2 separate regions of the Homo sapiens genome follow, and region 2 is linked to region 1. A link is a loop called in an ENCODE intact Hi-C map of the cell type or tissue named here. Cell type or tissue: Calu3. All regions are shown on one strand. Each heading gives the region's core, and the rest is flanking DNA. Links, peaks and the distances in the headings are about the cores only.

Region 1 (15,108 bases), core at 4,345-8,344:
TTCAGACCCACGTATCAAGCTTCAGGAAATAGACTGTCTCCATCCACTAGAGAAAGAAAGGTTGAGGGATAATGTGTTTGAGCCACGCTTGGTTGAATCCCCTCTCACTATGGAACAGTGTGGCAGTCATAACTGTCTGTCATTAAACAGTCAGATAGGCAGGGGTCAGTTCCTGTCAATCGTAACAGGACTTCGCTGTCAAAATCTGATAAAAGGCTGGGAGCAGTGGCTCATGCCTATAATTCCAACACTTTGGGAGGCCAACGTGGGTGGACTGCTTGAGCTTAGGAGTTTGAGACCAGCCAGGGCAACATAGGAAGACCTTGTCTCTACCAAAAAAAAAAAAAAAAAAAATCAGCCAGTGTGGTGGCACATGCCTGTTGTCCCAGCTACTTAGGAGGCTGAGGTGGGAGGATCACTTGAGCCCAGGAGATCGAGGCTGCAGTGAGCTGTGATTGAGCTGCTGCACTCCAGCCTGGGTGACAAAGGGAGACCCTGTCTCAAAAAAAAAAAATCTGATACCATATCGTTAGCCCACGTTATGGTGATTTCAACAGGAAGAATACTTCTAAAACGTTTTTAGAAAAAGCCCTAGACTGGACATCAGGGGGCTTAGATGCTAGTCCAGTTATGTTCCTAACTGTGAGACGTTGAACAAGCCATTCTCTTTTTTCTTTCTTTCTTTTTTTTTTTTTTTTTTTTTTTGAGACAGATTCTCCCTCTGTCACCCAGGTTGGAATGCAGTGGTGCAAACTTGACTCACTGCAGCCTTCGCCTCCCGGGTTCAAGCGATTCTCCTGCCTCAGCCTCCCGGGTTGCTGGGATTATAGGTGCCCACCACCATGCCTGGCTAATTTTTTGTATTTTTAGCAGAGAAGGGGTTTCACCACATTGGCCAGGCTGGTCTCAAACTCCTAACCTCAAGTGATCTGCCCACCTTGGCCTCCCAAAGTGCTGGGATTACAGGCATGAGCCACCATGCCCAGCTGAACAAGCCATTCTCTAATTTTGGTTTGTGAAAAGAAAGAACTGGGGAATGGATTAGTCATGACTCATTTCGTTGCAAATGATAGACAATCAACTCAAACAGGCTAAAGCCCAAAACTGGACGTATCTGTTCACATAACTGAAAAGTTCAGAGATTATATTAGTTTCAGGTGTAGCTGGATCCAGGGGCTCAAAGAAAGTTTCCATGATTTGGCCTCATCCTCACACTTTCACAGTCAGTTATGCCCACTTTATATGGTGACTCCAGTAGCTTAGCCCGACATTATCCTTACAGCTAGCACCATCAGAAATAGACCTCCTCTATTCAATAGGTCCATCCAAAATATTATCTTTGGACTGATAGGAGTCATGTGTCCATCCTAAATGAATCACTAAGGCTGGAGGGATAGAATATGCCCATTGTCCAGGTCTGGGTTACATGTCCACCCTTTGGAGCCAGGAGCAGGTTAGCCCCATCCAAAGATCTGAGAGTACAAGAGCATTGGTCTCCCAAAGATGAATCAGGGTGCTGTGAGACAAGGAAGAGAGAAAGGATGCTGATGCTGGGACGCCATGGCAGGTGTCTACCACAACTGGCTCTCAGGTGGCTCCTAGTTCTAAAAATCTGTAATTTTGGAGAATAAAGTTCTCTGCTTTCTGTCCTTTGGTAGCTTACAAAGAGGACAATGTGGGGCAGAAGATAGTGTTCTCTTTTTGATTATTTACGTTTCTTTTTTGTTGTTTTTAAAAATTTATTTATTTTTAGTAGAGATGAGGTCTCACTATGTGGCCCGGGCTGGTCTTGAACTCCTGGACTCAAACAGTCTTCCCACCTCAGCCTTCCAAAGTGCTGGGATTACAGACATGAGCCATCATGTCCAGCCTACTGTTTTCTTATCTCACCTGTTTTTCCACTGTTGTGTGCCCCCTTGGGAAGGGAGTAAAACAAAGCATTGACCTTGTAAAAAGTCAAAAAAGGCCCCTCTTCAGTAGCATGGATGGAAGACATTCTGCATCTTCCTTCCCAAACAGTGTGGGTCTCCAGGCAAAGAATTAATCATTATAAATGGTGGGGGGGACGCACAGCATCAGCATCTATTGCCATCTGAGCAGCCCACATTGTCACTCATAGAGCAACAACATTTGCTCTTCTCCCTTCCCAGAAGCATTTACCCTAAAGAATCCTCTGGTCCTTAAATCAAGCTCCAGGCTGATTTGTATGCTGTAATGGTGATACACACCATCTGGTTACAACCAGGTCCCAATGCCAAATGGTGAACTTGTCTGAGAAAGTGCAGTTTTGTGAACAACAGTAGAAGGAAAAATGTGAATAAAGGGCAGTTTGCTGAACAGAGGTTAAATACTTTCATACGGCTCAGCTAACCCAAAAACTTCCCTGAATTCTCATTTTAAAAAAAATAATAATCTGATTTTTTAACCTCATTAAATGCTGCACTTTGAGAAGCAAGACAAGGACTGAGTTGAAAATTGGCACCTGGTTCAGGTCACTGAGCTGTAATTCTGTCTTTGCCTTGCCTGGTTTCTCTGTAGGGGAGGGCTCTGCAGAGTGACAGGAAATTGGGCAGGGGTTGAGATTTCCTAGAGCCTCTTCGAAGCCTTTTCCTCTCCCAGCCCCAATCCACAAAGCTGATTCTAGTTCCTTCCTCCATAACTCTCCACTGTGCCCAGGCCCATTCCTTTCCCCCACTGCCTTTGGGGGACAGGCCGCCATGTCGGTTCTTGAATCCTGGCTAAAACATTGAGAAGTCCTGAAGCAGTCCTTCTTTGGAAGCCATTGGCTTCTTTGGAAGTCCTTCTTTGGAAGCCATTGGCTTCCTTTCTTTCTGTCCCTTCCTCGCTTTCTCCTTTCCCTTCTGTGCTTCTACTATCGTTTTCTTCTATATGTCTATTTTCTTCCTAATTTTAGCAGCAGTACTGAAAATTCTAATAAGAAAACTTAGAAGCAACTTTTTGGAAGTAGTAATGTAATATACAAAAGACCATTGAATTGTATGATTTAAATGGGTGAACTGTGTGATTATATAAATTATATCTTAATAATTGTGTTAAAAAAAAAGAAGAAAATGTGAGAACTACAAGTGGGTAGTATAGGTAATTGAAGATGCATTTACCTAGCAGTATTCATTCATAAGACTAAGGAATCACTCACTACCCACATCCAAAAACGGGCTAAGTTGATGGAGATGGAGCGGTACATTCACTCGACTTGGAGTCACAGCTGTTCTTTTTCTTCCCTTCTAGAGGCCAAAATGGCAGATGAGTTTGAGGTTACGGCCAAAACTGGAGATTCTGTGTACAGAGTGTATTTATGTGGGTGGGAGTCCTTCCATCGCCGCATAAAGTTTCATCTCCTAAGCATCGCAGCGTTTGTAGTCTCAGAGGTTAAATTCGACTAACAATGGCTTCCTTTTCTGAGAACGACTTGGTTAAAAGGTGTATGACTCATATTTGTCAGGGACAATTTGCTTTTATCTGACTTTTTTCCTCATTGACGTCACTTCCTCCTCCTTTCCTTTTCTCAGAGGTAGCGTTGGGATTTGGCAACATGAATACAGCAATTTACAGGGAAGTCACACGTAGTCTCCCGTTTGGCTCCGGTGGCCATGCTTAGAGCTACTCTAGGTTACCCTAGGCCTTCATACACCACCTGCCCCAACTCACACACTCTCAGCTCTGCATAGGAAATTCGCCACTTTATGGCTTCGCATAAAAGTGCCATTCTGAATAAACGCAGAAGCAATCAAATGCTCTAGAGTTGTTGGGCTTAAATATCAGTCATGCTTCATCGCAGGCATGCAGGACCTGTTCCTTGTATGATATCGTCATATAAAGATTAAGGACCTTAGGGGCATCTTAATGAGGTGATAATGAGGAAAAAATGTTCTGGTTTTGGGGGGGAGCTGTAGTCTTTACTTTCATGTTCAAAATGGGTTTAATCTGACATTGAACTCCTTGTTATGCAGTATTAAGGAAGAGTGGGGCGGGAAATGAAGATGGGTACTAAGGTAAGGGTGTGTGTGTGTGGGGGGGGTAGGTGTGTGTAGGTGTGTATGGGGGTGTGTGTGCGTGCACGGGTGTGTGTGTGTGTGTGTAGGTGTGTGTGTGTAGGTGTGTGTGGGGTGTGTGGGGGTGTGTATGTGTGTGTGAGGGGGTGTGTGTGGGTGTGTGTGGGGGTGTGTAGGTGTGTGTGAGGGGTGGGTGTGTGGGGGGTGTGGGGTTTTTGAGTGTGTGTGGATGTGGGTGTGTGTGGGTGTGTGTGTGTGAATGTGGGTGTGTGTGGGTGTGTGTGAATGTGTGTGTGTGTGGATGTGGGTGTGTGTAGGTGTGGGTGTGTGGCGGGTGTGTGTGTGTAGGCACACAGTGTGCTTGGGATTTTTTTTTGTTTTCAAGACAGGGTCTTGGTCTGTTGCCCAGGCTGGAGTGCAGTAGCATGATCTTGGCTCACTGCAACCTCTGCTTCCCAGGCTCAAACGATCCTCCTGCCTCAGTCCCCCCAGTAGCTGGGTCTATAGGCGCACACCACCACACCTGGCTAATTTTTTCTATTTTTGGTAAAGATGGGGTTTCATCATGTTGCCCAGGCTGGTCTTGAACTCCTGGGCTAAAGTGATCCACCCGCCTCACACTCCCAAAGTGTTAGGATTACAGGCGTGAGCCATTGCGCTGGGCTGGAACTTTCTTAATCTGCCTTTTATTGCTCTTGAACACCTGCCCATAATATGAGGCTCTCCCTTTTACAAGGACTACCCAAGTCCTAGGGCAGTAACTCCAAGGAGCTTCCTTCTCTAATATCCAGACCTCTTTATGTTCCCTTCCTCTGTATTTATGCCACTGTCTTTGCCGCATTGCACTATTATTGTTTTCACGTTATTTCCTAAGGTGCCCTTTGTTACTCTTGAAGACCTGCCATTATTTCAAAACCTTTTCTCTTTATATGAACCACTGTGGAGCAATAGGGTGAGGGAGCTTCCGACTTCGCCATACAGATGGTCTTTATTCTCCCTTCCTTCCTCCTTCTTTCTTTTCAGACAGTTGGAATAACCAGATAGTTGAGAACGTTCTTTGAAATGGGAAGTCACAAACTCTGTCCTTTGCTGAGTGACTTAACCCCTTTGGGGGAAAAAGATTTGTATAAAACCAAGGTGGCATTGTTATGACTATTGAATAACAATAGATGAGTTAAATCATTCATTCGTTTGTAACCTAAATATTCCCCTGGGGTTATGACAGGTTTCCTGTATATTTATGCGCAAAATTACATTTGCCCTGAATCTTCACCCCTTTGACTAAGAGGAGTCTAAAGTCTGTTTGTGTGTGATTCTCCTATTCCAAGAATTACAAAATGTTCTTAGTCATGTCCTCGTTTTTCTCCCTTGCCAGTTAATTCAGCCCACAATCAATTATCCGTCCATCCTTTCACCTATCTGTTCATCTGTCCATCCGTCTACTCATCCATTCATTCAACACATATTTATTGAGCATTTAAATGAGGCAGGTACTCAACTAGATGACTAGTGAGGGCTTTGGTGGTGAGTCTGAATATCTGCCCTCTGGGAGAATAGACAAAGAAGTAGACAAACATTACAATATGTGTTAAGTCCAGTACAGAGTGGACTGGGCACACAGAGAAGGGACAGCTGGCCAGAGTTAGGGACTCAGAAAAAGTACCCCTAAAGAAATGCTATCTAAGACCCAAGGGATAAGAAAAAGCAGGGAGGAGGCAGGGCGCAGTGGCTCACGCCTGTAATTCCAGCACTTTGGGAGGCTGAGGTGGTGGATCACTTGAGGTCAGGAGTTTGAGACCACCCTGCCCAGTATGGTGAAACCCCGTCTCTACTAAAAATACAAAAAATAGCGAGGCATAGTGGTGCATGCCTATAATCCCAGCTACTTGGGAGGCTGAGGCACGAGAATCGCTTGAACCAGACAGGTGGAGGTTGCAGTGGGCCAAGATCGTACCACTGCACTCCAGCCTGGGCTATAGGGCAAGACTCCGTCTCTCAAAGAAAGAAAAAAGAAAAGAAAAGAAAAGAAAAGAAAAAGCAGAGGGCAGGAGAGAAGGACTTTTTTTCTGAAAAATATCCAATGATGTATCTACTACTTTCCTAAGCAAACTAATTCATCTTGCTGATTCCCTGAGCCTCTCACATAATGATGGATTTTCATGTAGAAAGAGCAGAGATTTGGATTTAGTAGCTCAGGACAATTTTGCTTAAATTTTTCTGGGTGGAGGTTGCCTCATTTGTAATATGTGCAAGGTAATAATTCCTAACCTACAGAGTTGTTAGAAGAATTAGGTGTGTTACAGGCAAAGCCCCCAGCACATGAGAGACCTTCACATATGGTAGATCTTATTACCATGAAAAGCAAAAAAATATATCAGTGGTTCCTAAGGGTGAGGGTGGGGGAGGGCTAGTGGGGTGGGGACTCCCAGGAAGCTCTTTAAAAAAAAAAAAAAGTAAGGACAAATAAACAAACACACCCATGCTCCGTCGCGGGAGGTTCTGAGTCACTAGGTCTGGGGTGGGTCTCTAACATGTGAGCTCCGTAGGTGATTCTGATCTTAGCCCCGTAGGTGATTCTGGTCTTAGCCACGGTTGGGAAGTGCCGCTGTACCCTGCAAAGGCAAGGATCTATTTTCATTCATAGAGCTGCCATTTTAAGTACATTAAAACCACAACTAAAAGCACAGTAACCATGATTTAAAGTAACTATTAAACAGAGTTGGAAGGGCATGCTGATGGTCAGTAACCACCCTCCCTGGGTAATTGAGAAGGGACTTATGAATCAGTGAAAGTGGAACTGCAGAATTTCTCAGGCTCTTAGAAATGAGGCCTGTAAAAATGTCTGGCTGGAGTCAGAGTGGAATTTAGCTGTCATATTTCTCTTGACTGACCACTGTAACCCTTTGGTAATTGATCTAGTAAATTAGTAACTCATATCACACACAGCTTAAGCTTTCTAGAGTTCATGATTGCTTGCTGAAAATAGACATCTGGCCATAGAATTTCCAGCATAACTAGTAAAGAAAAATTCAGACAGACATTTGCTCGTGAAAAGTCTCAATATTTCAACCCACAGTCTGAAATTTCAGTTGTTCAGGGTGGAATTCTTGAGTATGTTTGTAAATGTTCCCCGAATGGAGAGTGTTCAAGCTGTTTGTCTCTTAGTCACTCGCTCACTGTAAGACAACACAACAGAGTTGACGTTTGAATTTGCCTAGAGCTTCAAGACAGTCACTATCTATGAATTGCTGGAAAAAAAAATCTCAGGAATAAGCAAGATTTGGTCTTCAGAGGTGGTTGTTTTAGAGATAGGATAAGAGGAGACTAAATATTCTTGGTTTGTCCTGAATCATGTCAGCAAAGAAAAAGCCTGGTATATAACTCTTTCCGAATATTACCCAAGGAACTTCCCAGAGAATCACCAGCCAGAGCTTATTAAACCAACCTGCAGGTTCCTGGGCACTCTTCCAACCTTTCTGTGTTTCTGGGGGTGAGGGCCAAGGCTCCCAGGTGATTTTTATAGTCATGACCACCTTATGAGAAGGTAAAAAATGAGGGTGGGCACTATGGCTCATGCCTGTAATTCCAGCACTTCGTGAGGCTGAGGCAGGAGGATTACTTGAGCCCAGGAGTTCGAAACCAGCCTGGGCAACAAAGCAAAACACCATCTCTCAAAAAAAAAGAAGAAGAAGAAGAAGAAGAAGAAAATTAGCCGGGCATGGTGGTGCATGCCTGTGGTCCCAGCTAATTGGGAGGCAGTGGTGGGAGGATACCTTGAGCCCAGGAGTTAGAGGCTACAGTGAGGCATGATCATGCCACTGAACTCCAGCCTGGGCAACAGAGTGAGACCCTGTCTCCAAAAAAAAAAAAAAAAAAAAAAAGTAAATAAATAAAAAGAGGGTGATAATGTATTTTTACTACACTTATTTTGCCACAATGGAATTTTATGTCTGCGCTTAGATTTTTTTTTAAAAAAAGAGTAAATTAAGAGCATGAGACTTGGAGTCACCCATTTCTGCTTTCTGTTCCTTTGCTAATTCTTTTTTTTTTTTTTTTGAGATGGGGTCTCACTCTGTTGCCCAGGCTGGAGTACAGTGACATGATCACAGCTCACTGTAGCCTCAAACTCCTGGGCTCAAGTGATTCTCCTGCCTCAGCCTCCCAAGTAGCTGGGATTACAGGTACACACCCACACCCAGCTAATTGTATTATTTTTTGTAGAGAGCGGGGTCTGTTGTCCAGGCTGGTCTCAAACTCTTGGGCTCATGTGATCCTTTCCCCTTGGCCTCCCAAAGTGCTGGGATTACAGGCATGAGCCACCATGCCCGGCACCCCCTTTACCCATTTTGAACTTTAGTTGCCTTCTCCATAAATGGCACTGATAAGGGGAGTTATCCTTCCCCCAACATTTCCTTAAAGACCAAATGAAAAAAAATGGGTATGAAAATACTTTGTAAACTAAAAATACACAGTTCTATCATTATAGTCATTTTATATATGAAGAATCTACAGTTTAGGATTCCCAGCTGACATTATTCCTGGAAAAATGTTAACCAGCCTCCTTAATTTGGCTGTTTTTACTTTTATTCAAAGAGAGGAGGGTGTTTCCATACACAATGAGCCATCTAGCCGTAAGCATAAATAAGGCAGTTCAGATGTTGCAAAGGAGACAGGGGTCATTAAGTCCTTAACATATCAATCCAGAATTGCATAATGCAAATCTAGAGCAGCTACCAAGGAACAGGAGAGGCTTAATGTGTTCCCCAAAGCGCATTATGTTATTCTACATCTAGGAAAGTGCTTAAGTCAGAGCTTTCTCCAACCAAAGCAATGTCCACTATCTGTGACGGCTTGCCTGCAGAGTTTTTTGTTGTTTTGTTTGTTTGTTTGTTTTTTGCCTGTTTCATGAAAAAAAAAAAAAAAAACTGGCTGTAGAACAAGCCAGCTTGATGCATTTTGTGACAGATCTCTGCTAATATTCTAATCTCTCAGGCCCCAGACATGAGTCCTCAAAAGAGATGGAAAGACTTTGTCCTAAATGTAGTTGATATATAAGAACCTTCCATTATTCGCCTTACCTTACCCATCTGAGCTTCAGTCTAAGAAAGGAGGTTGTCTCCTTCACAAGATGCATTCATTGGCATTTTCAATTGACAGAGATTGAGTAATGCATTAAGTAGTCCTGTATACAGCTGTTGATACTTAATCACCTGAGATCTCTTCAGTACTATTTATCTGGCATAATCTGATAGGTGCCCGTCCAATTATTTGCTTTGAATAGATCTATTTCTCAGGCTTAGGGGAAATAGCCATTGATGGTAGAACTCTTACAAGCCCCTACCTAGCCTCAGTAGCAAACAAGGAAAGGCTGGTGGAGAAGAGAGAACAGGAAGAGAGAAGTAGGACCCATGGCTTAGCCTCTATGGGAGATGAAATGACTCTCTGGACTGGAAAGAGGCCTTGCATTCATTCTGCTCATCCACTCATTCATTCATTTCATTCATCTGCTCAACAATATTTACTGCATGCCCCTCTGTGCCAGGCAGTGTCGTGGGCACAGGGGCTCTGTGCCCTCCTCAGATGAAAGTCACTTAGCACATTGCCATAACCTGGGTTTATAGCCATAGTATTTACAAGTTGGGGAAGTTTTCCTCTTGCTTTGTTTGGGAGGACAAAGAACTATAAGAAATACTGGGTTAAAGCAAAGGGGAGAAAATCCAGTTCCACCTGGCTCCTCCCTGAATGGGCTCCCACCCCTTTCTGGGGTAGGTGGAGCAGTCAGAGCCCCTAACCACTGGCTTGGAAAGAAAAATCCTGAAGTCATTTGATCCAGCTCTAAGAGGTGCATTCTACCAGGAACTAGAAGGCACCTTCCAGGGAGTTAACCCTTTTGATCGCAAGTACAAAATGCAAGACCTTCAAGGCACTAAGAGGATGCAATATATGAACTTGGAAAAGATGATGATGATGAAATGACAATGATGTGATGATGATGATGACAATGATGACGATAAATAGCTCCCATTTATTGAGCTTTTACTGGGTATCAGGTACTGAGCTATGTGCTTTATGTATTATTTCATTGCATCTTCACAACAGTATGAGGTAGATACACTGATTATCTTTATTTTACAGATAAGAAAGTTGAGTGTAAGAAAAGTTAGGAATTTTGTCCAAAGACACACAACTACTAGATGTCAGAGCTGGGCCAGTGTCTGTTTATCTTCCTTCTCTGTTCCTTTGATTCTGTTTGGGATTATAAAATAATGGGGGCTCACTTCTATGTAAAAAGTCCCATGTGGCTCCTATTCTATTTTGTATGTGTGTCTGTTGATCGAGGAGTTGTTTGCCTGGCATAGATGGCCCCTCTGATCTGATTCGACTTTCTTGGTCTTGGAAGTCCTCTGTTTTCATTTACTGTCTAGTAAGATGGGGAGGGGCACAAAAGAAATGTCAGTGTGAGGTTGCCTTTGGCCAGAGTCTTGAGGCCATCCAAGAACCAGCTACCTCTTTAGCCCCGAAGACCTAAGGACCGAAGATCCCGAAGAAGTAAGTGACATGGAGGAAAGAACAGATGATAACAAACGAGGAGACACAGGAAACACACCAGAGCCAAGGAGAGAGTGGAAATGGTCCTGAGTACGAGCACTACTCCTTTTGACATTCCTCAGTGGTGACCAAGCTTTGCTCTTTTAGAGCGGGAGGATCAGCTCTGTGGCTGAATCAGGCTGGGGACAGAAGTGAGTAATGCCTCCATAGGTTAAAACAAAACAAAACAAAATGATGACTCCTGATGAGGTTTTCGGGAGTTGCAGAACATGGCACAAACCTGGAATCAATGTCTTACTTTCTTTGAAAGGACGGTGTCCACCTGGATGTTTGCACATGGTTGTCTCTGTTCACAAATCTAACACAAGCTTTCCATGGTCCATCCTGTTTGAGGTGGAATGCAGTGTTTGCATCCTCAGTACCTGTTCAATATCTGGGACTGAGCAGACACTCCATAAATGTGTGCAGTTTATTTTATTTTGAGACAGAGTCTCATTCTGTCACCCAGGCTGGAGTGAGGTAGTGCAATTATGGCTCACTGCAGCCTTGACCTCCCAGGCTCAAGCAATCCTCCCACCTCAGCCTCTTGAGTAGTTAGGACTTCAGGCATACACCCAGCTAATATTTTAAAATTATTATTATTTTTTGCAGAGACAGCATCTCTCTATGTTGCCCAGGCTGGTTTTGAACTCCTGGGCTCAAGTGATCCTCCTGCCTTGGCCTCCCAAATTGCTGGGATTACAGGCCACTGCATCTGGCCATGTGTGTGGTTTAAATGAAGAGCATAGCACTTCTCTTTGGCAGAGACTGAGCTGAGGAGATAACAGAGCAGAACACAGGAGTACCTGTAGGGCAGGTGGCAATGGCCAGGCCACTGATTAGGCAGGTGGAGAAAGACTAAGTGGATGGTGTCTGTTGGAAAGTCCAATAGTATAGAAAAAAGTGTCAATGCAGAGACCACAGGTCTAGAGAATGAAGCCAGACTGTGAGCCTGAGGTCAAAGCAGGGAGCAGGCCAGAGATGGTGCTTGGGTGTCAAGGAAGGGCCCAAGCATTACAGTGTAGTGAGAAAAGTCTAGGCTTTGGAGTTAGGCAAACTGAGATTGAATTTTGCCTCTGCTTACTGGCCTCTCTGAGCTTTGGTTTAGTCTTTCCTAGCTGCAAAGTAGAGATAATAAAACCTACTAATTCTGGTTATGTATTGCTGTGTAACTATGTATCTCAAAATTTAATGACTTAAAACAACAGCCATGGTTTTATTTTATTTTGTTTTGTTTTGTTTTGTTTTTGAGATGGGGTATTGCTTTGTTGCCCAGGCTGGTCTCAAACTCCTGGGCTCAAAGCCATTATTTCTATATCTCACAATTCTAGGCAGGGCTCGCCTGGGAGATTCTTCCGTTCCATGTAGTATCAACGGATGTCACTTAGTGGTATTCAGCAGGCTGAGAGGCTGCTCTGGAGGGTTCAAGAGGGCATCACTCACAAGTCTGGAGCCTTAGTAGGGATGACTGGCAAGCTGGGCTCAGCTGGTACTGTCAATCAGCACACCTACACCATGACTACGTGGCATGGTGGTATTAAGGTAGCTGAACTTCCTATGTGACTCCAGAAAGCAAGGAGAAAGCAGCACAGTTTTGTTTTTTTTGTTTTGTTTTGTTTTTGTTTGTTTGTTTGTTTTGAGACAGAGTCTTGTTGTGTCACCCAGGCTGGAGTGTAATGGCATGATCTCGGCTCACTGCAACCTCCACCTCCCAGGTTCAAGTGATTCTTCTGCCTCAGCCTCCTGAGTAGTTGGAATTACAGATGCTTACCACCACGCCCGGCTAATTTTTGTATTTTTTAATAGAGACGGAGTTTCACCATGTTGACCAGGCTGGTCTCGAACTCCCAACCTCAGGTGATCCACCTGCCTCAGCCTCCCAAAGTGTGGGGCTTACAGGCGTGAGCCACTGTGCCCAGCTAGGCACAGCTTTTTATGAGCGAGCCTCTCACTGGACTCTGTTGGTGGATATATACACAGGACCAACGGGATCCAAGCAGAAGGGACATAAGCCCTACCTCTTGATGGAAAAAGCATTAAAGAATTTGCAGCCATGTTTTAAAATTGCTACACTGTCTTGTGACGATTGAGTAGACAGCGTTTAGCACAATGTCTGGCATGCAGTAGGTGCTCACAATGTTAGCATCTTTTCCTCATCTTATACCCGCAAGGAGAAGAAATGAAGTTTATGGTCTGGGATTTCACGCCAGAAGGTCCTGTATCAGTTAGGAAGTCTTAATCATAAGTAATAGAAAATATTCATAAGATGGCTTAAACAGGCCAGGCGTGGTGGCTCACACCTGTAACCCCAGCACTTTGGGAGGTCAAAGGGGGCGGATCACCTGAGGTCAGGAGTTTGAGACCAGCCTGGCCAACATGGGGAAACCCCATCTCTACTAAAAATACAAAATAAGCTGTGCATGGTGACGCGCGCCTGTAATCCCAGCTACCCGGGAGGGTGAGGCAGGAGAATTGCTCAAACCTGGGAGGCAGAGGTTGCAGTGAGCCAAGATCGTGCCACTGCACTCTAAGATGATATATTATCTCATATGACAAGAAGGTGGGAGTTAAGGCTGGACTGTGGCTCACACACCTGTAATCCCAGTGCTTTGGGAGGGTGGGGTGGGAGGATAGCTTGAGCCCAGGAAATCGAGGCTGCAGTGAGCTATGATCATGCCACTGCACTCCAGCTGGAGCAACAGAGCAAGACCCTGTCTGAAAAAAAATAAAGAAATAAGAAAAATAAGATTGGAGTTAGACTGATTCCATGGTTGGTAATTTAGCTGCCCAATCATATCTTCAAGGAATCAGGTTATTTCCCTCTTTTCATTTTGTTATCCTCAGTCTGTTTACTCATCCTCTTAGGTGAGATTCCCACCTAGGCCTAAGCTGGCCGCTGCAGTTCTGAGAGCCACATGAACATAGTAACATCCCTTAAGAAATCTATGTGAGTGCCAGGGTGGGGCTTTGGTGTTCCTTTTCATGAGCAATGAAAATGTTCTAAAAGGCTCCCCAGCAAACCTCCCCTTGCAACACATGGGTCCACATCCAAACCATTCATTTGTCAAGAAGAATGAGACCATCATGACTGGCTTAGATCCATCCAGATTTCAACCCTAGGGCCAGGGAGGAGTCCAACCTTCCTAAAAGGTTGTGATCACTTGGGGAAGGGGAACAAAGTCAGGATTCTATTACCGTGAAGATAGGAGAGAATTGCCATTGAGTAGACAGCCCACAGTGCCTCCCACAATCCCCACCATTGCTTACTCATCACACCGTTCATCCCGGACATGGCTTCACCATGTGTAGGGGGACTGAGCTTGGACATGGTCTTGGTGGGCATTAGGAGTCATTGTCTTGGAGATCGGTGATAGAGAATAGAGAATAAGGGAAAGAAGGTGCAAAGATAAGAATAGAAATCTAAATCCAAAGTATCTGGGACACTAAGTCAAAGCCAAGCCACCAGAATGAGGGCTTGAGAAGGCAAAGGTACAGCCATTTTGGAAATAGTACGGAGATAACTCAAAAAAACTAAAAAGCCACTGCCGGGCACGGTAGCTCATGCCTGTAATTCCAGCACTTTGGGAGGCCGAGGCAGGCAGATCACTTTAGGTCAGGAGTTTGAGACCAGCCTGGCCAACATGGCCAAACCCCAACTCTACTGAAAATTCAAAAAAAATAGCCAGGCGTGCTGGCGCACGCCTGTAACCTCAGCTTCTTGGGAGGCCAAGGCAGGAGAACTGCTTGAACTAGGGAGGAGGAAGTTGCAGTAAGCTGAGATCGTGCCACTGCACTCTGACCTGGGCAACAGAGCAAGAATCTGTCTCAAAACAAAAACAAAAACAAACCAAAAAACAAAAACAAAAAACACTAAAAAACTGAACTACCATTTGACCCAGCAATCCCACTTTGGGGTATATACCCAAAGGAATTAAAATCATTATGCTGAAGAGATATCTCCCCTGCCATGTTAATCAAATGTGGTATATAAACTCAGTGAAATACTATTCAGCTTTAAAAAAAACCTGGAAATTCTGTCATTTGTAGAAACATGGATGAACCTACAGGACACTATGTTAAATGAAATAAGCCAGGCACAGAATGACAAATACCACTTATGGATCTCAATTATATGCGGAATCTAAAAAAGTCAAACTCACAGAAATAGAGAGCAGAATGGTGGTTACCAGAGGCTGCGGCGGGGGTGAATGGAGAAAGAGAAGATGCTGGTCAACAGGTACAAAGCTTCAGTTAAGCAGGAGGGATAAGATCTGGTGTTCTATATACTGGATCGTGACTATAGCTACTAATAATGCACTGTAGGCCAGGCAAGATGGCTCACACCTGTAATCCTAGCACTTTGGGAGACCGAGACAGCAGATCACTTGAGGTGAGGAGTTCGAGACCAGCCCGGCCAACATGGTGAAACCCCATCTCTACTACAACTACAAAAAAAATTAGCCAGGCATGGTGGTGCATGCCTGTAGTCCCATCTACTCAGGAGCGC
Region 2 (15,108 bases), core at 4,502-8,501, 67 kb before region 1:
TCTTGATAATTCTATCGCTCCGCAATAGTCTTCCAATAAATCCCGTCTCTGCTAAACCAGTGGCTTGCCACTAGGAATCTGCTCTGATGCAGCCCACAAGCCCAAGGCCGGTGGAGGCAAGAGAATGATTACAAAAAGCAAGCAACATAGTTGATTTTAATTTCATGACATGGTTTCCAACAATTGGATACAGAAACAAGGAGTTCTTTTCTTTTTTTTTTTTCCTTTTTTTTTTTTTTTTTTTTTTTTTTTTTGAGACGGAGTCTCACCCTGTCTCCCAGGCTGGAGTGCAGTGGTGCAATCTCGGCTCACTGCAACCTCCGCCTCCCAGGTTCGCAGAAACAAGGAGTTCTTTAAAATGAGATGCCTGTTACCAGATGGAAAAGTGATAGGGTTTCCACAGTAGGGTTAGGATTAGGGAAATGTGGCTTACATATTCTCATGCTTTCATGAGACCTGCCCCACCCTGCTTCCCCCATCCTGGGGAGGCTGGAGAACTCATCTCTGATCACTCACCTTGGCTTCCCATTACAGCCAGGTGTTTACTAGCTCACATCAAAGTAGCCAGCCTGCCATGGGACACATTTCAGCTTGGCTGTGCCTTGCTTACAAGATCACATGAATCTCCTTATTTGAGATCCTGAGGTCCAAGGATGAGAACTGGTCCAGGTCAGCAGGCCTGGCTTCCAGCCCCAGCTCTGGGACTAACTGGCACTACTCTCCTCTCTGGGCCTCAGTTTTTCCCATCAATAAAATGAAAAGAACCAAGCTGTTTCTGTATAAAGGTCCTTCAGCTCCAAATTCTATGATGCTATTATTCTGATTATTTGGCAGTCTCCCTGTCATTGCTTCCTTTTCTGCACTCCGTGTAGGTGGATCACAGACATAACACAGAAAACGGGGAGCAAATGCAGCAAGCATCCACCTTTCATGTTTGGCAACATGGAGAATATCCATCTTGCAACCAAGTTCTGTTCCCTGCCCTTAAGGTGTTAATGGAACTGTAGCTGTCAGGGGGGTTGGTCATGAAAACAGAAGCCACTCTGGGTATTCCAAGTAGGAAGGGTTCCAATACAGGGAATTGGATACTTACACAATCACTGGAAAGGCTGGGGAAACAAAGGTCAGGCCAGCAGCTGCCAGAGACTGGTGATTTACGGGAGCTCACCCAGAAGCTGCAAAGAACCCAGCAGTCTCAGTGGTGGCTGCAGCCACCAACCTCAACAGCTGGAAGCACCAGAGCATGCGATTCTCAAGGCTTTGGGTTTTACCCATGGGTCAAGCTGCAGCTGCCCCCAGAGAATGACAGTGATTCTCCTTCTTCGCCTCCCAATTCTCCCAGCAGTGCCTCTCATTGGCTGACTCTAATGTGAAGCTGTACAGGGAAAGGGATTCTGGGAAATGCAGTTCCAGGCTTCTCCCCTGAGATGCAGACTGTAGAAGTGTGTGACCATGATGCTAAGGACAACATTCAGCAAAGCCACAAACCAGGAAGAGCAGAGAGATTTTATCTGAAGGGCCAGCTCCTGGTTCATTGGTAATGGCTGACCAGAGTACTGTGTGGAAAATAATTTTGAGGCTGTATATAGGATGAGCAGGAAAAGGTGGTACGACTGATTAGCAATGCCTGTCATGGGTGTGGAATTAATGTGAGGAATCGTATGCAACACACTTGCACTCCTGCTCTAAACTGATGATTGGAAAGTTCTCTAAAGTGACTGCTAACAGCGTTTATTTCTTTTGTCCCTGAGTCAAACATATACGTTGTAACCATCTATGTGTGGAGTTAACACCCATAAACCTGGTGCTCAAGAGGGACCTCAGAATTAGAGCAGCTAATGAAAAACAGGGCAGGAACATTGAGGAAGCCGTGGGGGTCTCCAGCCTCCTGGAACTCTGCTCTTCACAGTCCACACAGTCACGTTCCTCAAGGTCATCATGTGGTCAGCTCTTTCATAACCACCCCCAATCCCCTGTCCTTATCTCATTTCACTTCTAAGCTTCCAGGCCCAGCTCCTCCAGGCCTACCACGTGATCTTAGAGAAGCCTTCCCCCACCCCATCTCCAGTTAATTACTTCCCCTCTCTGTACCTTGGTTTCCTCATGGGCATATTTAGGAGTTGGGTTAGATCCATGGTTTGCAGACTGTGTGCCCAGGAGCCCTGGGGTGTTCAGGAGGAGGAAGGTTAGAGGAATGCCAAGGCATAGGGCTTTGAGAGGCATTATTTTATCTGTTTTAGATATTGTGCTTTGGCTTAAGATGTCATCTGAAAAAAAAGGGAAAAGGGTCTGCTGCTATAAATAAAAATTAAAGGCTCAAGAACCTCTGGATAAACAAAAGGCCCCCCTGGAGTCCTTCCAGATATACCATTCTCTGGTGCTGCTTGTTTTGTCTCCCTCTAAAACACCAGCTCTTCTTCTCTTTCCACTTCCTTTCCTCATTTCTTTTCCCATCCCCTGTCTTCCAAAGAAATGAGTTGCAAATCTCCATCTTAACTTCCAAACTTGAGTTGAGAACCAAACATGAAGCCTGGATCTTTTCATTATGAGAGGCTCTGAGGTCATGGAAAGGAGAAGGGGACGATAAAGCCAAGACGGAGTCTTGCTCTGTCGCCCTGGCTGGAGTCAGTGGTTCAATCTCGGCTCACTGCAATCTCCACCTCCCGGGTTGAAGCGATTCTCCTGCCTCAGCCTCCCGAGTAGCTGGGATTACAGGTGCCCACCACCACGCCCGGCTAATTTTCGTATTTTTAGTAGAGACGGAGTTTCACCATGTTGGTCTGGCTGGTCTTGAACTCCTGACCTCAGGTGATCCACGCATCTCAGTCTCCCAAAGTGCTAGGATTACAGGCGTGAGCCACCACGCCTGGCGTGTAATCCTTTTTTATAATTGAAAATCACATTGAACCATGGAAAATGTAGTTTGACATCCTAGAGTTGAGAGATATTCACCCTTTCCCTCCTCTTAACTGTGCAGCGCAAAATTTCGAGAAATGAGAACATGCTGCTTTGAGTTGTTGTTTTTAATGTCACTGCGATGACTGGACAGTTTTTATTATTGTTGGCAAGAAAAGGCAGGAGGAACCATTCACATAGGGTTTTCTGCTCAAAATGTACTTTGGAGTTCCATCTTGGGGAATAGGAACCCTTCTGTTCCTCTTCCCGCTGCAGTTTCACCGAGGTCCCACTGATGTCAACTCCAGAGGACTATGACCGTGTCAGCCGTAAAATATGTCGGTTCGGGAAGAGGACAAGTTCATTTTCATTATTCCCTGGCGGAGAGAAAGGGCAGAGTTGGTGTGAGGCCTGGGAGGGCGTGTTTGAAGAATGGTGGCCCGAGTCCACCATTCCACGCCTGCTCTGCGGGGTCCTCTGGCTGGGGTCTTGCCTGGACGTGGCAGAAACCCGCACCCAACGGCCTTTCTCTGCACAAGTTGGGGCAGGACGGCCAGGCAGACACAGAGCATGCACAGACCTCGCCTGCTGATTGGCTGAATCCTGGGGGCAGCACATTCTCCCATTGGCTGTTCCAGGTTGGCACAGGTGGCTGGAGAGGGCGGGGCTTGTGGTCCGCAAATCCACCTGTCTCACCTGTTCTCTGGTTCCCGAATTCCCCCACCAAGGAAGAGGGGCTGCCTGGACTTCATTAATGCCTGGCTCTAGAGAAATGCTTTCAGAACTAACTTGCGCAGCAGCGACCCTCTCCCCGGGAGGAAAAGTAACCCACAAACGGGAGAAGCGGTAGCTTCGTCTCTCCTGAGAGCTCCTTGGAGACAGATTTCAGGGCACTGAGGGCTGAGCTGGAGGAAAAGCCTCCGCGGGAGGAGGAGGAAAGTCAGAGCTGTTTCACTCAGGACGAGCCCCAGGTTCTCCCAAGGTGGAGCTGATGACCAAAAGACAAAAGTGGGGGGCCGGACATGGTGGCTCACGCCTGTAATCCCAGCACTTTGGGAGGCTGAGGCAGGCAGATCATTTGAGGTCAGGAATTCGAGACCAGCCTGGCCAACATGGTGAAACCCCGTCTCTGCTAAAAATACAAAAATTAGCCGGGCGTGGTGGCACGCACCTGTAATCCCAGCTACTTGGGAGGCTGAGGCAGGAGAATCACTTGAACCCGGGAGGCGGAGGTTGCAGTGAGCCAAGATCACACCACGACACGCCAGCCTGGGTGACAGAGCGAGGCTCTGTCTGAAAAGAAAAGAAGACAGAGGTGGGAATTTTGATGTCCTTTCTGGAGAAGAGAAGAGGGCTCGAGGCAGAGCCTGGCAGGATGGGAACTTGCGTAACAGATAGGAGAGTTTACTCCCAAAATAAGCGAGTCATCTTCCATCCTGTTCACCATTTATTTTGGGGGTCTTTCCCCAGGCACCAAGGCCTGAATCCTATTATCAGAACTTTCATGTTCTGTTGGATCTCCTCTTGAACTGCATTTCCCCTAAAAGGGGCATAAGAAGTCCCATCTTACAGAAATGGATACCTCATGGCCTTGGGAGTGGCTGATGTGTGCACAAGCTGGACAGGCGGGAGATTGGCACAAGCACGCACTGTTGATATTGGAACAGCACTGGCCAATAAAACTTTCCGTGATGATGTTCAATAGAACTAACTCGTGCTATGTAATAGTGTATGGCAACTGAGCATTTGAAATATGGCCAGTGGGCGGGATGTGGTGGCTCACGCCTGTAATCCCAGCACTTTGGGAGGCTGAGGCGGGCTGATCAACAGGTCAGGAGATCAAGACCATCCTGGCCAACATGGTGAAACCCCGTCTCTACTAAAAGTACAAAAAATTAGCTGGACATGGTGGCGGGCACCTGTAGTCCCAGCTACTCAAGAGGCTGAGGCAGGAAAATCGTGTGAACCCAGGAGGCGGAGCTTGCAGTGAGCCGAGATCGCGCCACTGCACTCCAGCCTGGGTGACAGAGCGAGACTCCGTCTCAAAAAAAAAAAAAAAAAGAAAAAAGAAATATGGCCAGTGGAACTAAGGAACTGGGTGTTTAATTTTAATAGCCAAATTGTCTACTGGCTACCATATTGAACAGCGGTGATTCTAGAAAGTCTAACTTGGAAGAGACCCAAGATATACTTTGGTTCAGGAAGTCTCACCAGGTGAAGACTCCAGGAGGAATGCAGCCCTGCCAATGCCTTGATTTAGACTTCTGACCTCCAGAACTGTAAGATAATAAGCCTGTATTGTATTAAGCCACTAGTTTTGGTAATTTGTTACAGTGGCAATGGATAGCTAACACAGCTACTGTTGGAAGGGTTGGCTCCTGCTGTCACCAGGATCCAAAGAATTGAGAGAAATGGATGACAGGAGCTTATTTCCTTCAAATTATGTTTGTTTCTTCTGTTGAACAGTGTCCTCCAGCTGCGGGGTCTCTCCTCCCTCAGTAAGTTTTTGACTGTTGTGTGGGATTCCTCTTTGGTAGTTGGAGCAGCCGCTAATCTCCCTTGGTGCTCTAGAGAGCTGACCATCACCCCCTATTTCCCTTTACCTTTTTCCCAAGAGGCCTCAGGCACTTCAAGCAGACCGAATTTCCTAGGATTTGTCTTAATACTCCAGAGTTCTCCTTTAACACCTAACTTTCCCACTCTCTTCTATGTCACCTCTTCCTTCTATCCCCTCAAAAGTCTGACAAGCAAAGCCAGAAACTCAAGCAAGAATGGGAATCAAATTTCTGTTTCCCATCAGGAGCAAGGAGGGTTGCCCTCTGATTCCCAGGATTACAAGAGCCACTGAATCACTCAACCTTTCCCTGTTTCTACAGTTTGAGCAGGCTCTAAAGGCTACATTCTACATGCAGCTCCTTCTTGCTGCCAAGAAAGAAGACCAGGCCCTGACTTCATCTAGAGATCCTCAGGGAACATTCTTTCCTAATCATCCTGAGAATCTTTCTGATCATCACAGCACCCACCATTCACCATGCCAAATGAGATAACTTAGTTATTCTCTCTTACAAACCCTATGCTTTTGTGTACCCTCATTTATTCATTCTACCATTGAACATTTCCCTAGAATCTCTTGGGTGCCAGACACTGTGCCTAGTTACTGAAGAAACATATCTCCTATCTGAGGCACCAGGCATATAAGTAAAGAAGAAACCATCTTGGACAGTCAAGCACACACCAGATAGAGCGGAAGAACCACCCAGCTAAGCCCAATCCAAAATGCTGAATCATGAGAAAAAAAATAATAAACTGTTGTTTTAGGCAACTAAGATTTGGGGGTAGTTTTTTACACAACAATAGCTAATTGAAACATTCCCAGACACAACCGCCATCATGAGACTTTAGGTCTTGTCTTTTTGTTTCAACAGGCTCTTCCCAGCTTCTTGGCCAGCTCTCCCAATCCCCTCCTTGTCAGTTGCTTGTAGTTCTGTAACTGGCAGCAGTGCTGGGATCACCTGCCCAACCAGTTCTTTGTGTGGCCAGGTGTAATTAATTAACTAGCCATTTCTGGGCCCCAGACTGGAGATGCCATTGGTCTTCAATCTCCTCCTTTGATGAGGAGCCCTTGAGCTGGACCCATTAAGGGATAGGCAACGATGACTAGGGCAATTCCAGACACAGAACCCCACCCCTGCTGTCAGTTACAGATGACCTGATGACACAGTCCCTGGCAAATGACCCTGGTCAGACCTTGGAGAGCAGAGAAACCTCAAGAGAGACTTCCAGCAAATGGGGAGTCTCATGAGAAACAACAGAAGTGATCATATTTAATATCACAGGCTGGAGACACAGATCATGGCAGTTACAGGAAACCATACGTTTTCTGTGGATAAGGTCTCCTGGCCTATTACCTTATTCAAGAAACAATTCAATTATTCAGTCCAGCAAACACTTGTTAATTCTTGATGACCACAACCAGAAAGGGAAGCCAGAGAAGCAAAAAAGTGATTATGATGCCTTTTGATAGTGTAGAAACAGAAGTACATACGGAGCCCAGAGACTGCCCTGAGGAGGAAGGGAATGATAATTTCTGGGGGTATTCAGGAAGGCCCCCAGGAGGAGGTGACCATTGAGATGGATTTTGAAGGGCAAATAGGAGTTCACTAGCCATAAAGGGTAGGGGGTCATCTTTCATGGTTGGTAGCCATGATTTGTGGGTGGGTCTACCTGGTTTAAAAACAGAGGAGCAAAGCCAACTTTCTACATGCAGTTCCCAACATGCACACATATTGATCTGATGGTGGGGTGAGGCCAGCTTCTGGACCCATGACCAACTTTGGAGGTCATGACACCCACTGAGGTCTTGGCAGGAAGCAGCCTTAGAAGGCACAAGTGCTGGTGGAATCGACCAGTTACAAAAGTTATCAACACTATGTGAGTTTTTGTACATGGTGTAGCAAGACAGAAGGAACCAAGGAAGAACAAATGGAAAACAACACATGCTAAGCTGTTCATCTGCAACTGTTAAGACTCCAAGTGGTGGCAGTGCCAGCTCAGAGCCCTCCACCTGCTGGAGATGTTTCTAAATTGTCTTCACACATGGGCATTCATCCCGCAGTGGGGCTCTCTCTGCCTGAGCCCTGAGGTAAGGTTACAAGTCCTGAAACCCCATTTGTGGAGACGACCCCTCTAGGGAGCTGGAGCCTGGGGCAACCTCGCTCCTTCCTCCACAGTGAAATAGACTGAACCTCCAGCACACTGACCAGCACAGGTCTTGAATGGTGACTCCTGGTCTAGGGCTGGTCCCTTCTTAGAAAACCCGCCTTTCGATGATGGAGGGCTCTGCCTGGGTATCCATTGGAGGGGGCAGCCCTGAGGAAGGAATTACCCCTCTGAAAAGAGCTAATGTCATTCTTGTCACTTTAAATTAACTCTAGCCAAGAGGGACTGACAGAAACATGGATCTGGGTGAACTATATTTGACTGATATTCTGTCAAATATTGCATGGGGTTGTGATCCGCAACTTTTCCCATCTGCTGCTCCAGTCTGAGTCGCTGAATGCACAATGGCATCATTACCATATTTTGTTCAGATTTCCCTCCATCGGATCAGAGCCTGTGAATGTGAAATGTGCCCACAGAAAAAGGCAGCCCTGGCGAGGTGGGTGCAAGGGCGAGGGTGTCCCTTAGTTCTTCCTAAGGGGAGAGCTGGGAAGGGGTAGGGCTCCCCCGGAAGGCGTCCCGGCCCTCACCCAGGAAGGTGCACATCCTGGAAACAAAAGAGGAAGGTGGTGGATCAGGAGTAAGGAGTGGGATTAAGATCACACAAACCTGCAGCCTTTAGAAACTAGCTTAATCCATTTTATAAAGAGTTGGGAGGGTTTTTCTCTCCGTGAATATAATACCTTGCACATCTGATCAGCGTTTTTCCCAGAACATTTCAAAGCTCTCTGCAAATACAGCAAAGTCTCCTTAGATTAGAGCACGGCCTATTATTACCTGGCTTTGGAGACACCCCAGGTCAGCGGGTCACCTGGGGCCTTCTGAAATAAGACAATTCCCTACAACAAAAAGCCTGGTGTGATGTGGTTTGTCTAACTAGTGGTTTTCGAACTATGTGAGTCATGGCACCTTTAAAGGAAAAAAAAAAAAAGAAACAGCCTGAAGCTCAATTTCTAATTCAGAACAAAGTGAAATTAGGTTAAAGTAAAGGGTAAAGAAGAGGGTGAGGGGGAGCAAAGAGAGGTCCACCTGACACCCCATTCACTAAACCCCCAAGACTCCCAAGACCACAATTTGAAGACTACTGTGGAGGTCACTCCTTCCCCAACCAGAAGCAGATTTTCTGTGAAGTTAATGAAACTTAAGTTTCTGCAGAGCACCTTCTGTTCCTAGGTACCTCTTCCAAGACTTGGAACTTAATTTTATTTCTCTTATTTTGTGTTGTTTTTAAAATGAGGGCCCCCCAAATCATATAAGTGTCACAAAAGACCAGCTACATAATTTGGGCAGCCAAGTGCAAAATAAAAACGTGGGGCCCTTTGTTCAAAAACAACTAAAACTTTGAAGATAGCAACACCAGCGCCTTCTTGGCACAGGGCCCTGTGCAACTGTGCAGGTGGCATGTCCATGAAGCCGACCCTGATTTCATGCCCTACGAAACCTGGATCTGCCCCTTTCCCCAACTTTCCAAAGAAATGCCAGTTGATTCAAATAAACCTCAGCCTCTCCTGAGAATTCTCTTATGCCCTAGTGTGTCAGATTAGTCCACCTTGCAGCACCTGAGACTGAAGCTCCTCCCAAGACAGAGGCGCATGTTTCCTTCCGAACTCTGCTTTCACATGGAAGATTGGCTTTAAGATGAAGGCCTGCATTTGCAAACAGAAACTATAGCAGACACATAAAATCCATTGTATTTTCAGGCATTCAGATTGGAGCAGAACTTAAGAGAGTGTGTGGGGTGATCCTAAAAGTCTCAGAGCATTTGACTGAATCATTTCAAGGTGCTCCTTCAGAGCCTGGGCCACATGCATTCCTTTTCTGGGTCGCCTGTGATATTAGGGCAATGATAATGATTGAAAACGTGTCTGTTGAGTAAACATAGCCTCTCTTCCAACTAGACAATGTGCTCATGGCACATTGACATGATATGTGTCATACTCATGGTAATTGACAAACCTTCATATGCTTCTTCCCCTGCCCAGAAAGATCTTTCTAGTACCTCCTTCAATCGAGATTCTGTCTACACGCTGAACCCCTGTGGAAGTGGCACCTTCAGGCAGCCCTGCCTTTGAGATGAAGTAGGCTGCTCTGTTTGGGAAGTAAGGGGTGCCCCTTCCTCAAGGGTGTTTGGGTTAAGGCTGGACATCAATTAGTGAGCACACCCAGCAAAGTCCACCCAGGAAAAAGAAACCAGAAAGTATTGAAAACAGAGGGATGTGAGCGCAGGAATTGGTTTTTGCAGGAGATGGAAGAGCTGAGAAGCCATACAGGGGCTTCTGAACTGAAGCTTCTGAACTAGGGAGACGCATTTGAACTTGAGAACTGTAGGGAACCTTTCCAGCTCAGGGAGGGGCACTTGGCAGGAACACTCTTTACTTTCCACCACACTTCATATGATAATGGCCGTAGGAAGACTGTTTCTCAACCTCAGTGAAATTACACTGAAAAATCTTTCCATTGAATATTTAATATCCCACCATGTTAATTTTTCTTTATAACTTAAGAGAATGTTGTGTTTTCTGACTTGCAGATTCACTTCCTTTTATGAGACAAAAGAAAAAAATAAAATGAAAATGAGAATTATATAACCAATCATGTTTCCTTTTTTGCCTTAGCTACCAGGAAGCTCTAAGCTAAATTTGAAACTTCCCAGATTTTTAATTATATACCATCCCATTTTATATTTCTTTAAATTCACAATTTTTAAGTTAATACTCTCATGGATTAAATATGTTATAATATAAGACACCTCAAATACTTCTGAGTAGATAAAGTATACTGTGGCTTCTTTTAAATTTTAGATGATTCCAATGATTCCTACACCTCTAATTCTTCCCCATGTTTGGTCCCTATCTGCTCCCCTTCCCCCACAAAACTTCCTAGTGATTTGTCATTTTCCCACGTTGAGAAAGCCACAGGCCCTCCCCACTTCTCCATGGCACTCTCTTGCTCTTAAATTATTGCTGTATCTCTTTCACTTCCCAATTCTCTGCCTTCTTTGGAGATTTCCTCTCCAGCAGGGCATGAACCCTTTCTAAGCAGTGCCAGCATCATGGGGCCCACTAAAGAGGAAGCCGCAAGTCTGGACAGAGAAGTGAAGGCTCCTGAGGTGGGGGTTGGCACGTGGGCATTATTGGCAGCCCTTCTGGGCTTTGGGTCACTGACCTGTGCCACTCACCTTTTGTGACCAATGGATGTCTATGGTGCATATCTGCTTCGCAGTGCAGTGTCCCCTCCTTTGCTCTTGGTAACAGCACCCCAGTTTTCCTCTGGGGATTGCTCCTCTCCCATTGCATTCAGTCTGGATAGGACTGTCTTTCTTGGTTTTGTTTTGTTTTGTTTGTTTGTTTGTTTTTTGAGACAGAGTCTTGCTCTGTCGCCAGGCTGGAGTGTGGTGGCACAATCTCAGCTCACTGCAACCTCCACCTCCCAGGTTCAAGCAATTCCTCTGCCTCAGCCTCCCGAGTAAGTGGGACTACAGGCACACACCACCACACCCAGCTAATTTTTTTTTAATTGTATTTTAGTAGAGATGGGGTTTCACCATGTTGACCAGGCTGGTCTCGAACTCCAGACCTCGTGATCCACCTGCCTTGGCTTCCCAAAGTGCTGGGATTACAGGCATGAGCCACCGCGCCCGGCCAGGGCTGTCTTTCAAAGTGCCATGTTCTCCTTGTCCAAGGTACAGCCAGGCAACCTGGCCAAATCCATAAGACTCACTCTTCCAGGGGGGTAAATTCTGAATGGGGTGACAAGTTAAAGCTCACTATTTCGCCTGCAATCTCCAGTGACCATGTCTGTGAGCTCCTACTACCTCCAACCCCAGAACTGCCCACATCCTTGTCCTTGCAAGACCTGCTTGCTCAGCTTTTTCTTGAGTCTTTAAGAATGAGTTTCTGTTGCTTGCAGCCATCAAACTCCAAGTGATGCAGGGTCTGATAGTGGGCAAGGTGTGTAGCCTCTTTGAGCCCTGGATTCTGCATTTATATACTGGAGATACCAGGACATACCTCATGAGGCGAGGGGCAAGGTGCTTAGTCCATCATGTGTGTTTCACAAATATTTCACCCTTTCTTCCTTGCCCTGCTGAACAAGTGACCTTCAAAAGGTAATGGACTGTACCCACATTCCACAGGTGGCCAGTGGCAAACATCGATGGTCAAGTCTCCTGAGACCTCGTGTTGTTCTTCAAGACCTCTCTGCTTTTCAAGCATTTCCTTGAGTCACACAGATGGGTGAGCAGTGTTTTATCCATTTCAATGGAGGAAAAGTGAAATTTCTTTAAAAATAAAAACAAAACTTGCCAAAAACTCATCATAAGGAACAAAAGCAACAGATTCTCCAGCTGTGGCCCTTTACCAAAAGCTCTGGCCCAAGCTTCTACACAGCAAAGCTGCTACACTCCGTGGACTCCTCTCTCCATCAGACTGCCACTGATTTTGTTTTAGAAGCATACGTAGGAAGAGCCTTGGCTTTGAGGGACCTGCTGCCTCCCCTGTGACTCTGTATTGGTAAGCACAGAAGATCCTCAGATCCTCCGAGAAGTTCTCAGCAGACATCCTCAGCTCCAGGCCTCCCTTCTTCTCCACCCTGCTCAGCATGAACCTAGAGCTGGAGGCAGCTAGCCATGTCTGGCTGCCTCCCTGGGTCCTCATATGATACTGAGCCAGGTCTCCAGGGAACACTGTTCACATGGACAGAGTCTGAACTCAGTAGTGATGCTCCTGAGTGGGTTCCACAGGAAACACACCGGCTATTCCAAAGGCCTGCTGGCCACAAAGCCTTCTAACAATAATAAGTACTAGCAGTATCACTGCTGTTTATTGCTTCCTGTCAGGTGGGAACTAAGTCCATTAGCCCAAGTTCAGTAGCCCTGTTTTACAAATGCAGAAACAGGCTTAGAACAATTAAGAAACTTGATCAAGACCACACAATTATTAAGGGATAGAGTCAAGAATTTCACTCAGGTCTCCCTGACTCCAAAGCCTGTGCTCTTAACCACTATAGATGTCTCTAATGCTTCGGAGGGGAGGCCACCATGACCCCCACTTACAGTCACCAGCTGGGCCCCGGCCGCCCAGAGATCATGCAGAGTGAACAGAACTGATTTCCAGCACTGCTGTTCCATGGCTGTGTGACTTTCGACCGTCTCATTTCCCCTCTGTTTCTCAGTTCCCTCTTATGAAAGATGGAGGACACTATACCTGCCATGCCTCAGTGGGACAAGATCATCTATAATGTTCTGCATGGAAGCACCATGAAAGGCATTACCAGCTTGAAGAAAACCAGTGTCTGGAATGAGGCGACACCAGTATGTAGGGAGAGCAATCGGGAAGCGATAAGAAGGAGATTCACTAGGGGTCTGCTGGGCCGCCTGCTGCAGAGAACGCCTCTAGAATCCTGCACTCCCGTCTTCCTTCCTGCAGCTCAAAGCTGGCCCACCCTGGAGATGGTACCAGCTGGGGCTCTCCTTCCGGGCCTCAGTGAGGGAGGGGAAGGAGCCAAGAATGGGTCAGTAACCACAGGATTCTTTGAGTTCACAGAGAGTCTGCCTGCTGTGGGCCTCCAAAGAGTTCTGCCAGTTCTTCCCAAGTCAGCTTGGGCTTAAAGTCCTTCCTGCACCAACTGGGAAGGAGCTGGAGAAGCTCCACCTGGGATGGGAAGCTCGACCTGGGATGGGAAGCTCGACCCGGGATGGGAAGCTCGACCCAGGATGGGAAGCCTACTTTGTGTTGAACTTCCTATTTTGTCACTCTCTGCAGGCCCAATGACCAGAGAATTTTCTCTGCCCTTTCTGGCAAGATTAGTGGCTTCCCCTCACCCACTCTACCCCCACCTCCTCATTACAGAACAAAGGAACCTGGCTTCTTCCCGCCAGTCCAGAGAGGGTTCCTAATTGGCTTTCCATTAAAGAGAAAATAGACTACTGTTTCCACCTCATTATTTATGAGCCTTTCTGGAAGTGCATTTCCATGCACTCTGGGATTACTCACGCCCATTTTGCTTGGCCATATTTTATGATCTGTTTTATTTATTCAGGGCCGCTATTGGGTACTCACATCTGAAACCAATTAAAAACCAAGAAATAGGAAAAATCAAATAAACACCTGGCGATGTCCAAACGCAAAGTCTTCCTGAAGCCTGCTTTTGGTGGGACTGGCATAGCCATGCCACCAATATAGGCCATTGGAAGTGGAGCTTGCTCTCCTAGCAATATTAGGTAACACGGCCACACAAAATGGCAGCCCACAGATGCACAGACCTCCTGCCCACAGAGCTTGGGCTGAAGTTGCCTGGTTCGTTGCTTCCCCTGAGGTCTCCCTGTGCAGGGCAGGGGTATTACTTATTCATTTTTGTATCCTCCTTTCAGCCTGGCACATAGTAGGAAATCAATAACTCTTTGCTCAGCCTTGTTCTCATAGACACCATGCTTGCTGTGAGTGCACCTGTGGACACACTGTCTCAAGAGTTTAAAAGGACAATATGGAGAACCATCTCTATGAATTCTGGAGTGGTTTGCCTTTCATAAACAGTGATTTCAGCTCACTCTGGATGGATTCCTAGGGCTAAACACACTCCCTTTCAATCTCAGGAAAGCAGCTACCAAGCCTGGTTTTCCTAGAATCAGACAGTCTCACCTTCTGAAACCCTGCGCTCAGCCAGGTACAGATGGGGGTGCCATGGAAAAGAAAGCAGGCACTCCTATCTTTTTCAGGGGAGCCTCAGACCATTCACACATCTGCAAAGGGTTTGCTTTGGAGTCTGTGTGCATGGACAGCTCACCCTGCCTCTTGCTTTTCCACATAAAATGTGCAGAAGCCCCCCTTTCATCTCACCTGCCCTCACCCATCTCCAACTTCAATCTCTGCCAGAATTAAAGGCTCCTCTCTGTCCATTTCCCACCTCCACCCTGGAGAGGCAGCACGTTGCTTGGTGGTCTCTGTCCTGAAGCCAATGCCACACCCCTCCCATTCCTCTCCTTAGGCTGAGCTGGGTGTGTGGACAGTGTGGACAAGGACAGGAGCAAGTGGGAGCGGGAGCACCTGCGGGGCAGGCAGATGGGTGGGGGGTGAAAGGCAGCACATGGCAGGACTTTGCAGGGCTTCTGTTGGGATTGAAGAAAATAATAATACACACCACATCTGTTACTTTTTTTTTCTCTCTAGGATATCTATGATGCTTTTTGTAATTAGATTTTATACACATACACACATACACACATTTGGGGATGGAACTGGGCCCCTGAATTCTTAGGGATCATGCTGTTTATAGACTTATATCTCCCAATCTCCAGCCTCCCCTAGTAATTTATATAAGTCCTCTGTATTAGTCAGTGTTCTCCAGAGAAATAGAACCAGTTGGATCTAGCTAGCTAGCTAGCTATACACACATAGACAGAGAGAAAGGAAGAGAGAGACAGAGACAGTATGGGAATTGGCTCACAAAATTATGGATGCAAAGAAGTCCCATGATCTGCTGTCTGCAACCTGGAGA

What was found. A loop is a pair of places that touch in the nucleus more often than their neighbours do. Peaks named below come from ENCODE experiments on the same cell type or tissue, not always from the same donor. Only the 100,000 strongest peaks of a DNase experiment are listed, where the experiment ranks them.
Region 2: a loop joins it to region 1, with 1.8 times the contacts of the local background. A loop is called at or near these places in 2 of 110 quality-filtered maps.

The regions. Positions count from the first base shown.
Region 1 is chr10:112,909,175-112,924,282 of GRCh38, forward strand. The region is part of intron 2 of LINC02935 (long intergenic non-protein coding RNA 2935); the gene reads left to right. Among named protein-coding and RNA genes, the nearest start is that of LINC02935, 26 kb to the left of the region's middle. RefSeq lists an enhancer at 3,887-4,387 and a silencer at 6,433-6,633. In Calu3, for the core only: no CTCF peak of the experiment used is centred there; a DNase peak (open chromatin) is centred at 6,527.
Region 2 is chr10:112,841,827-112,856,934 of GRCh38, forward strand. It overlaps a transcript of VTI1A not described here. Among named protein-coding and RNA genes, the nearest start is that of LINC02935, 42 kb to the right of the region's middle. In Calu3, for the core only: no CTCF peak of the experiment used is centred there; a DNase peak (open chromatin) is centred at 6,415.